Linked DNA regions of Homo sapiens: region 2 is linked to region 1. Evidence: chromatin contacts called from ENCODE Hi-C or POLR2A ChIA-PET data. All regions are on one chromosome and are shown on one strand. Each heading gives the region's core, a stretch centred on a gene start or an enhancer-like site at or near the end of the contact. The rest is flanking DNA. Distances are from core to core; before and after follow the strand shown.

The links. Hi-C counts contacts between places; a loop is a spot of excess contacts on that map. ChIA-PET counts read pairs that join two places held with the same protein, here RNA polymerase II (POLR2A). Pooled maps may share reads with other maps.
Region 2: a pooled map shows a loop between it and region 1 (4-fold over the local background). The contact joins the promoter of TMEM200B here to the promoter of TRNAU1AP in region 1. A Hi-C loop is called at or near these places in 9 of 50 pooled maps. POLR2A ChIA-PET finds 5 or more read pairs at or near these places in 2 of 52 experiments (A673 and activated CD4-positive, alpha-beta T cell).

Annotation. Positions count from the first base shown.
Region 1 is chr1:28,549,453-28,554,886 of GRCh38, reverse strand. It overlaps TRNAU1AP (tRNA selenocysteine 1 associated protein 1), which reads right to left and starts at 1,802. Exons shown (of 9, transcript NM_017846.5): 1 at 1,750-1,802; 2 at 1,150-1,247. The coding sequence starts at 1,776. RefSeq lists silencers at 496-790, 1,723-1,862 and enhancers at 2,013-2,072, 1,796-2,090.
Region 2 is chr1:29,120,406-29,125,879 of GRCh38, reverse strand. TMEM200B (transmembrane protein 200B) reads left to right here and starts at 1,977. Exons shown (of 2, transcript NM_001003682.4): 1 at 1,977-2,024; 2 at 4,032-5,474. The coding sequence starts at 4,052. The coding sequence ends at 4,975. RefSeq lists enhancers at 1-843, 844-1,703, 1,704-2,563 and a silencer at 4,243-4,622.

The sequences.
Region 1 (5,434 bases), core at 553-3,052:
AAGTCCTGACTTGTTATTTATTATAACTCTTTTTTTTTTTTTTTGAGACAGAGTCTCAGCTGTCGCCCAGGCTGGAGTGGAGTGGAGCGATCTCGGCTCACTGCAAGCTCCGCCTCCTGGGTTCACGCCATTCTCCTGCCTCAGCCCCCCAAGTAGCTGAGACTACAAGTGCCCGCCACCATGCCCAGCTAATTTTTTTTGTATTTTTAGTAGAGATGGGGTTTCACCGTGTTAGCCAGGATGGTCTCAATCTCCTGACCTCGTGATCCGGCCTGCCTCGGCCTCCCAAAGTGCTAGGATTACAGGCGAGAGCCACTGCGCCCGGCTATTTATTGTAACTCTTCAAGTTATTAAGCCTCTTCATAATAGTATTTACCTACCTCAGAAGTTTCTGAGGTTTTAAGGAGATAATGGATGTAAACTGCTTATTACTCAGCAGATCGTAATCTGACTATACTTACTGAGCATATGCTATATGCCATACACTGTCCTAATGATGAATGTGAATTAACTCATTTAATCCTCACCATAACTCTAGGAGGTAGGTGCTGTTATTTCCATTTTTATACTCAAAGTGAATGAGACAGAGCAGTTAAGTAACTTACCCAAGGTCATAGAGTAGAAATAGCTTTCAAACCCAGTCTCGCTTGAGTCCTGCGTTTTTTGTTTTTTTGTTTTTTTTTTTTTTGAGACATTGTTTTGCTCTTGTTGTCCAAGCTGAAGTACAGTGGCACGATCTCAGCTCACTGCAACCTTCGCCTCCCGGGTTCAAGTGATTCTCATGCCTCAGCCTCCGGAGTAGCTGGGGTTACAGGTGCCTGCCACCACACCCGGCTAATTTTTGTATTTTTAGTAGAGACGGGGTTTCACCATGTTGGCCAGGCTGGTCTCAAACTCCTGACCTCAGGTGATCCACCCACCTCAGCCTCCCAAAGTGCTGGGATTACAGGTGTGAGTCACAACGCCTGGCAAGTCCTACCCTTAAGCTACATGCCATCCTTCCACTCATTGGGACCTCAAAATGTTAGCTGTTATAATTTTACAGTGACTATTACTAGGGGTAGTGAGAAGCCATGACTACGATGTTTACATTCTCGTACATGACAGCTGCAACGAGATGTATTAAGAGAGACCTGAGATGAGACTTACCCAGTGAGGCGGTTTCGGATAATTTTGACGCTCATTACGGTCTCCCCCATGGTGGCAAAGGCTCTGGAGATGAAGTTCTCATCCATGTAGGGTTCCAGCTGCGTAAAAACAAGAGCACAGCGGCTCAGGCCGGCGGCCGGGCTTCCCACTCCGGGTTCCAGAGCCCCTCCCGTTCAGCCCAGGGCTGGCTACGCGCCGCTGGGGGAGCGAGGGGCGAGGTTCGCCTCCACTGAGCGGCCTGAAACCCCAGCTCTTTTGGTTCAAGCTTGCCCCGCTTTAGGGAGCCTCCCCTTGGACCTAGAAACCCCACTCCTCCGGTCCCAGAACAGCGCGCCTCAGTCCTTGGATTGCTCCCATTCTATGTCCCCAAAGCACCACCTTTCCCTCCCACGAACCCAGGTGGGGCCCCAGGACCCCTAGCCTCACGGACTCAGCCTCTTCACTTAGATGCTGGAACCCGCTTCTGTGTCACCAAAAAGAACCCCCGTCACACGTCTCCCCTTTCTGGGATCCCAAGTCCCCTCCCACTCAGATCCTTCCTCTCTCGCGAAACCGAGATGCTTCCTTGTCTTCAGACCCCGGACGGCTGCCCTCACTCACGTCGCCCATCCACAGGCTGGCCGCCATACCCGCGCACCGGGGTGGGGCTTTGCGGGCGGGGCTCTGCGGGCGGGGCTCGAAGGCCCGCGCGGGCGCCAATCCTGGCTGCGGAGACCGCTACAGAGCATGCGCCTCCGACGGCTTCTGCGCAGGCTCCCGAGCGCAGCGGCCCGGGTCGGGCAGTGTGTTCAGCTCCGGGTTTTTCCTGCAACCCACTGGGCGCTAGGCTTCCGGATCGCGGTGGGCGGAGTTCAGGCTGGAATGGGGCGGGCCAGATACCACCTGGCCCAGGCGGCTGGGTTACTTGGGTTTATTTCTGACTTTATATATTTAGAAAACAAACAAAACTACACACACACACTCGTCTGACTTTATATAGAAAACAAAACCACACACACACAGACACATATAATTACAACATTAATATATGCTCGTTAGGGCTGGGCACGGTGGCTCACGCCTGTAATCCCAGCACTTGAGGAGGCCGAGGCGGGCGGATCACGAGGTGAAGAAATCGAGACCATCCTCGCCAACAGGGGGAAACCCCCTCTCTACTAAAAGTACGAAAATTAGCGGGCGTGGTGGCGAGCGCTGGTAGTCGCAGCTACTCGGGAGACTGAGGCAGGAGAATCGCTTAAACCCAGGGGGCAGAAGTTGCAGTGAGCCGAGATAGCGCCATTGCACCGCAGCCTGGTGACAGAGCAAGACTCCATATATATACATACACACACACACACACATACACATATATATACACATATATACACATATACACACATAATACACATATACACATATATACACACATACACATATATATACATATATACACACACACACACACATATATATGTATGCTCGTTACTTGGGTTAATTTCTGACTTTACATATTTAGAAAACAAACAAGGCCGGGCGCGGTGGCTCACGCCTGTAATCCCAACACTTTGGGAGGCCGAGGTGGGCAGATCACGAGGTCAGGAGATCGAGACCATCCTGGCCAACATGGTGAAACCCCGTCTCTACTAAAAATACAGAAATTAGCCGGGTATGATGGTGTGCACTTGTAGTCCCAGCTACTCAGGTGGCTGAGACAGGATAATCACTTGAACCCGGGAGGCAGAGGCTGCAGTGAGCCGAGATCGCGCCACTGCACTCCAGCCTGGGCGACAGAGTGAGACTCTGTCTCAAATTAAAAAAAAAACAAAAAACAAAAAACATACACACGTACACACACACACAAACACACACATAATTACAACATTAATATATGCTCGTTGTAAAAAACTGCAGATACAAGTGCATCCAAAAAAGTGAAAATATCCCTCCGGACAACCCGGTTCCACTACCTCCCTATTGTTACCAGGGGTTCTTAGGCTCTCAATCCAACAGAAATTAACATGAGGCCAAAAAAGTTTTCCCAGACAAGTCTTCATTGGAGCTTATGCCTGGGTATAAGGGAGGCAGCACAAGAGAGCGAGAATTCCCTGACTCTCCGAAAAGAGCTGGTTGAGATGTTTTATTGGGCAAAGCACGGAAAGTGATATCAAGTGTAGGGTTTACAGGCTGGGCAGGACAAAGCTCATGAGGGTGGGGTATGAAGGTCAGCATATCCTGTTGTAATGATTATCTTTTTTTTTTTTTTTGAGACGGAGTCTTCCTTTGTCGCCCAGGCTGGAGTGCAATGGCACAATCTCGGCTCAGAATAGCTAGAATCTAGCCTCCTGGGTTCTAGCTATTCTCCTGCTTCACCTCCTGAGTAGCTGGGATTACAGGCGCCCACCACCAGGCACAGCTAATTTTTGTATTTTCAGTAGAGACGGGGTTTCACCATGTTGGTCAGGCTGGTCTCGAACTCCTGACCTGAGGTGATCCACCCACCTCGGCCTCCCAAAGTGCTGGGATTACAGGCGTGAGCCACCCATCGCGCCCAGCCAATGATTATCTTTAGTACTGGGCTACCTGGTAGTTTGGCTGTCAGCAACAAGGCTGTAAATGAAGTTTTCAGCATTTCTTCCTGAGATGAGACATTCCACAACCTTGGTTGGATAATTTGGATCTCCTAAGGCCAGATCCTAGAATTATTTTTATTTTATTTATTTATTTATTTATTCAGTTGGTCAGTCATTCTGAGAGAGGGTCTCTCTCTGTCGCCCAGGCTGGAGCGCATTGGCACAATCTTGGCTTATTGCAGCCTCAAACTCCCGGACTCAAGTGATCCTCCTGCCTCAGCCTCCAGAGTAGCTGGCACTACAGGTGTGCACCCCCACAGCTGGCTAATTTTTTTTTTTTTGCAGAGAGGAGAGCTCACTATGTTGGCCAAGCTCATTTTGGACTCCTAGGCTCAAGCGATCCTCCTGCCTTGGCCTCCCAAAGTGCTGGGATTATAGGTGTGAGCCACAGCGCCCAGCCTCTTTTTTCTTTTCTTTCTTTTTTTTTTTTTTTTTTTTTTTTTGTTTGAGACGGATTACAGCCACCTGCCACCATGCCTGGCTAGTTTTTTTTTTTTTTTTTTTTTTTTTTTATTTTTAGAAGAGGCAGGGTTTCACTATGTTGGCCAGGCTGGTCTAGAACTCCTGACCTCATGATCCCCCCACTGTGGCCTCCCAAAGTGCTGGGATTACAGGCGTGAGCCACCACGCCTGGCTTCTTTTTTCTGCTTTCTTTTTTTTTTGTAGATCCTGGAATTCTTTAATTAAAGGGCATGGTTACACATTATAAGAGCACAAAAGAACAATATATAATGGCTATTTTTCTTTATATGACTAAAGCCTCAGAGTTAGTGGGTATGGTGGTGTGGGTTTTTGTTTTTTCTTTTGAGACAGAGTCTCGCTCTCGCCCTGGCTGGAGTGCAGTGGTGTGATCTCAGCTCACTGCAAGCTCCGCCTCCCAGGTTCATGCCAGTCTCCTGCCTCAGCCTCCCAAGTAGCTGGGACTACAGGCGCCCACTACCATGCCTGGCTAGTTTTTTTGTATTTTTAGTAGAGACGGGGTTTCACCGTATTAGCCAGGATGATCTCAATCTCCTGACCTCGTGATCCACCCACCTCAGCCTCCCAAAGTGCTGGCATTACAGGCGTGAGCCACCACGCCCACCAATTTTTTTGTATTTTTAATAGAGACGGGGTTTTGCCATGTTGGCCAGGCTGGTCTCAAACTCCTGTCCTCAGGTGATCCATCTGCCTCAGCCTTTCCAAGTGTTGAGATTACAGGCGTCAGCCACCATGCCTGGCATCCTTATGAGAATCTAATACCTGATGATCTGTCACTGTCTCCCAACAACCCCAGAGGGGACTGTCTAGTTGCAGGAAAACAAGCTCAGGGCTCCCACTGATTCTACATTATGGTGAGTTATATAATCATTTCATTATATATTACAACGTTACATTAATAATAATAAAGTGCACAATAAATGTAATGCGCTTGAGTAATCCCCAAACCATCCCCTGTCCGTGGAAATTGTCTTCCACAAAACCAGTCCCTGGTGCCAAAAAAGGTTGGGAACTGCTGCTCTAGTCTTGGTGAGCTGAAGCCAAGCCCTGTTCTTACTGTCTCACTGTGACCCAGGGCAAGCCACTGCTCTGTGCAAGCCATTCCCTCACTCCAGGTTTACCAGTCTGAAAAACATGAGTCTTGTTGGAGCCGGAATGGGATTCTTCCTTCATTCCCATATAGGGCCCTGGGGTGG
Region 2 (5,474 bases), core at 728-3,227, 570 kb before region 1:
TGGCAAGGGCACGACCAGGGGGTAAGTGTTCCTGCCGGAAAGCAAGGACCAACCAAGCCCTGAGGGAGTGTAAGAGGCCCGGGGCCAGTTCGTGGAGACAAGAAGAGATTTCCAACTCGATTTGGGGAGTCACTGATGGTTTTAAGCAGGTAGTGGCAGGCTCAGATTCAGAGTGGAAACCCTTGCTGCCTGTCTGCAGCGCACTAGGACACGGGGAGGCAGGAGACCATGGGCTCCAGGAGGAGCCTGGACGCCGGAGCAGGACAGTGGCCATGGGAAAGGGAGAACGTGGCTGGCCCCAGATGAAAAGAGCAGGGCCCCCAAGGCTCTGTGAGTGGGATGAGAGGGGGAGAGGAAGGGGCCAAGGCTGACCCCGTGCTTGGGTGGACAAAGGGCCCTTCACAGAGCTGGAGGCAGGGGATGATCGAGGGGCCCAGGGAGTCAGACTAGAAGCCGGGCTTATTGGAGGAAGAGCAGTGGGCTGGGAGAGGCAGGCATGGAGTGGGATTGAGGGAGCCCAGGGGTGGGAGGGAGAGCTGGGAGGCGGAGGTGCGACCGCGGTGGGGTCAGTGTGCGGGGAGTGGACGAAGCGGAGGATTGATGGGGGCGGGGGTCCCAAGCAAAGATGCTGGAGGGAGGCCTCCGTGGAGCGGACCGAGACCTCAGGAGCCTCCAGTCGGACTGGGGAGGCAAGAAGGAGGCCCTGGCTTCGATCTCGCACACGGCCTCGCAGGGATGAAGCCCGGGAGCCGAGGCTCGGTCTTCCCCACTGTGGTCCCTCTGGTCCGCCCGTTACCTCACCGACCCCCCGAGGGGGCTTTTAAGAGCTGGAAGAGGGGGTCCCGGGGGGCACTGATGCACCCCCACTCTCCTCCGCCGACCCAGAGGGTGGGAGCTCAGGTTCAAGGCCTGGCCTGGCCGTGCGGCTCCGGGACCCGGCTCCGCCCCGCGTCGGGGGGTGGCCCCGGCCCCTGGCCCGCCCCTTCCTCGGGTCCCCTCCCTGTCCGCGGCGCGCAGCCGGGTCTCATTAGCGCCCCTCCCCCCGGCTGCGCGCCGGGGGTCTCCACGGCCGGGGGGAGGGGCGGGCCTTAATCAATCCTAGGCCGGAAATTCCTCCCGGGGGGCCCGGCCTGACCGCTGAGCCTGGAAATCGGTCGCCGCCTCCCCCGAACCCGCCCCCCGCATCATGGAAACTGGGCCGACCGCCGGCCGCCCTGGCTCCCCCGCTCTGCATTCCTGCCTCCAGGGGCGGGAGGGCGCGAAGGCCGGGCCGCCCCCTTCGGGCTCGCCGGCGGGGTCGCAGCTCTCAGCACCCTCCCCGTTATTGGGAACAAGCCCGCTCCCCCACTGGCGAAGGGGCGCCTGTTCTTAGGAGTACCCGGCGGCACATCCGCACCCCGTCCGGTCCTTTCAGCTACAAGGCCCGCCCCTCCCCGGGCGCTGCTTTCGCTGAGGGCTTTGCGGAGTCGCCCCGGGCTGGCCCTTGGCGTCTGGCTCTTGCCTCTCGGCATCTTGCGAGGCTGAAGCCTTGGTGCCCATTGCACAGATGAAGTCCGCGAGGTTCAGCGACAGCAAGGGCTGCGGGACCGGGGCAGAGCAGGGACTCGGGCCGCCTCCTCCTGGAAGCTCCCCGGGCGCCTGGGATGAGGGGCTCTGGGAAGCGGGGAAGGACGTGCGGGTGTCGGGGCTCCTGGGTCCCGGGTCTCAGTTTCCCCATGTAGGAAGGGGTCGCCTTTGTGGGCCTTTGCGACCGATGTAAGCTGGGGGTGGGAGAGTGGGGATGGCAGAACTCGGGCCACGGGTGCCCGGAGTCACCAGGCGCGCACAGGGCGCCTACCTGCGATCCTTTGACCTGAGCTGCCGCCTTTCAGCGGCGGTGGGGCCGGGCCCGGCGCGGGTCGGACGGTCCCGGGGGCTGGAGGCGGGGCCGGGGCGGGGCTGGGGCCGGGCCGTGGAGACCCGGGCGGCTCTGGAGCCTCCGCGCGCGGACTGGGACCCGGACCCGCGCGGCGCTGCGGCGCCAGGTGAGCCGAGCTGGGGTCCAGGGGTCCGCACTCCACTTTTCCCAACTTTTCGTTTGGTCCCTCCCTCCCTCCCTCCCTCCCTCGGTCAGGGCCCCTGGGGGCGGGAGCGCGGCCCTCCCGTTCCCCCAGGCGGGAGTGTGGACGCGGGCGGTGGCGGGACCCTGGAGTCCTGGGGACTCGGCCCCAGCATCTTCTGTCGGGCTGTGCGCTGTGTCCCCAAGTTTCCGCCTCCCTGGTGTCCCCAGCGTCGGCCCACTACCTCCACGGCTCGGGGTCTCTGAGCGTGTCCCCATGTCCCCACTCTGCTTGTTTTCGCTTCCCTCGCGGCAGCGACGCGCGGGGCTCCGGGTGACCTTGCTGGAGCCGGGGCTGAGAGCGCCAGTTCTGGCTTGAAGCGATGATCGCTCCTCCGGTTGCGGGCTGGGGAAAGGGCTGCAAACTCAGGGACAAGGAGGGGATGGGCCTCGCTTCCTCCTGGATACTCCCGTGGCTGTCCTGAGAGGGGTCTAGGGCTGGGGCCCCGGAGCCCGGCGTCGGACCTGGCAGAGCCCCCGCCTAGTGCGGGGTCGGGCAGTCTCCCCGGCCTCCCTGGGCCGTAGTTGCAATCTGTGAAACCAGGCTTTGGACGCGGGAGAGTGGCGGCTCCCTGCTAGGCCCGGGCCTTGAGCGCTCCAGTCGGAGGCAGGGATGGGTGTCCTGCTTTGAGGTTTGGGGTGCAGATGGGGCGTGGGTCGGGGAGCAAGGCCGCCTCCCCGAGGTTTCGGCTGCGGGCTCCAGCGCGGTGGTTCTTTAGGAAGCGGACGCGAGCAGTGAGGACGACCCTGGACAGCTAGGCCCTGAGCCTCCTCTCCTGCGGCCTGGGGCGCCTGGGCGGGGGCCGCGTCTTCTCCCTCGCCCTCCCTTTCGTGGGGGCCACACCGCACGCAGCTCGGCTACTCCTGCTGGGCCCGGGATCCAGGCCACAGGCCGCAGGCAGGGCGCGGCCAGCAATCGGGAGGGCTTAAGCTGTGCGGCCCGGATCCCGAGGCGCAGGGGCGGTGCTGCTCTGACCGGGCCACGGGCCACGGAGGCCTCGGGCGGAGGAGGCGGGAAAGGAGGCCAGGCGGCGGGAAAGGGGGATGATTCATCCGGAGGAGCCCGAATTGGAAACGTCGCAACCTGGGAACAGCCTTGCCCGGGCCGACGGGGGAGCCGGGAGGGCATCCGTCCGGCGGGGCCCAGCGCCCGGCACCGGCACCCCCGCCTGCTGCCGTGGCCCCAGCACGACCGCTGGGGGAGGGAGAGGCCTCTCATGCGTGGACTTGATGGAAATCTTGGGCGAAGTCGGCGCCGCCTCTCCTCCTCTGCCTGGCTGGTCTTGATCCGAGCGGTCTTCCCGGTGTCTAGCTCAAGTCGCTCCTGCTGCAGCTTCGCTGCGGGCGGAGGAGGTCTGGAAGGAGGGGGCGGGCAGGGAGAGGCTGGAGCCGGTGACGCCCCCTCCTCCCGCGCTGCGGTATGTAAAGCACAGTAGGGGGGAGGTGGGGCCCGGCGAGCGACCCCTGCGGACCTGGGAGGCCCGAGCGCCCCCGCCCCATTTGCTACGGTGCAGCCACGTGCGGGGGTGGGGTCGAGCCCGGGAGGTACTTACCCTGGAGACGCGGCAGCTGGGGGCCGCACGTTTCCCGAGGCCCAAGACCCGCGGGCTTGCGGACCGGACGCAGGCGGCAGATTTGCAGCCCGGGATGCGCCAGGGAACAGCCTGCGCCCCCCTCCCTCCTCTCCGCCCGCTGGCCGGGCCAACTCCGGCTTCTGCCGCGCGTGCCTGGCTCGGAGCTCCGCTGCGGAAAACCCGAGCGCGGGCGGCTCCCCGCCTCGCCGCCCGGGAAAATCCGGGGGTGGCCGCCAGGGATCTCCAAGCGGCCTGGGCTGGGCGGCCGGAGCTTCCCTCCCGGATTTGCGCCCCGAACCTGGCGCCCTGAAGCTAGAGGCCCGTCGGTCCAGTCCTTGCCTCCCATCTTCTCTCCGCAGAGCGCCCAGACGACGGCGAGATGACGGCCGGGAGCCCCGAAGAATGCGGGGAGGTGCGGAGGAGCCCCGAGGGCCGCGTCTCTCGCTTGGGCCGCCGCCTGGGCCGCCGCCGGCGCCCGCGCTCCCCGCCCGAGCCTCTGCGGGTGCGGGCGCGGCTGCGGCTGCGCTCGCCGTCGGGGGCGTTCGCGGCGCTGGGGGCGCTCGTGGTACTGGTGGGTATGGGCATTGCAGTGGCCGGCTACTGGCCGCACCGGGCCGGGGCCCCAGGGTCCCGGGCCGCCAATGCCAGCTCGCCCCAGATGAGCGAGCTGCGACGCGAGGGTCGCGGCGGGGGCCGGGCTCACGGCCCGCACGAGCGGCTGCGGCTCCTCGGGCCGGTGATCATGGGCGTCGGCCTGTTCGTGTTCATCTGCGCCAACACACTGCTGTATGAGAACCGAGACTTGGAGACGCGACGGCTCCGCCAGGGGGTGCTGCGGGCCCAGGCGCTCCGGCCCCCCGACGGCCCGGGCTGGGACTGCGCCCTCCTTCCCAGCCCCGGCCCTAGGAGTCCCCGAGCCGTAGGCTGCGCAGAGCCAGAAATCTGGGACCCGTCCCCGCGTCGGGGTACTTCACCCGTCCCGTCAGTGCGGAGTCTGCGTTCAGAGCCCGCTAATCCTCGCTTGGGGTTACCTGCCTTGCTCAACAGCTACCCGCTGAAGGGCCCCGGGCTGCCCCCACCCTGGGGTCCACGGACGCAGACTGGCCATGTGATCATCACCGTGCAGCCGTCTGGCTCCTGCATTGAACATTCCAAGTCTCTGGATCTGGGCCTTGGGGAGCTCCTCCTTGGGGCCCCAGCAGCTCGGGACTGTGCTCACCGAAGCTGGCCACGGCTGGACCGCCTCAGTCTTGGGGGCTATGCCAAATTGGGAGGAGGAGGGGACTTGGGGGCCCGGGTCTGAAGAGAGGGGAGACAGCCTGCTCTGAGGCTGCAGCATGGACCATGCTAATAGGACCAAAGGACCAGGAGTCCCAACGTCTAATAGATGTTTCAGTCACATCCCAGGCTGGGGATGGATGCTCTGACCACAGCAGCTGTGAAGGGCATCCTGACCTGCATGCGGGCAGAGAAATGCCAGCTGCACCAGGGCTCAGTGAGCTGGAGAGGGTGCGTTTCACTGTGGGGTGTGGAGGACTCGCCTCAGGAATTTCTTCAGCCTCTGTAAGTGGCCTTAGCCCTAACAGGGCTGGAGGTCCAGGCCAGGGTGACTGGGAGATGTACCCAGTGTCTTGGCAAACCCAAGAAAGTGGTGGGCAAGGGCCCCTAAGACTGGGAGGTAGGTTGGGATGTTACAGGCTGGGGCAGGCTCCCTCCAAGGCGGCACTGGTGATGGAGTGTGGGGCCTCTGGGAAGATGGACCACGGGATGAGACTCTCCACTGCCATCTGGGACGGGGACTG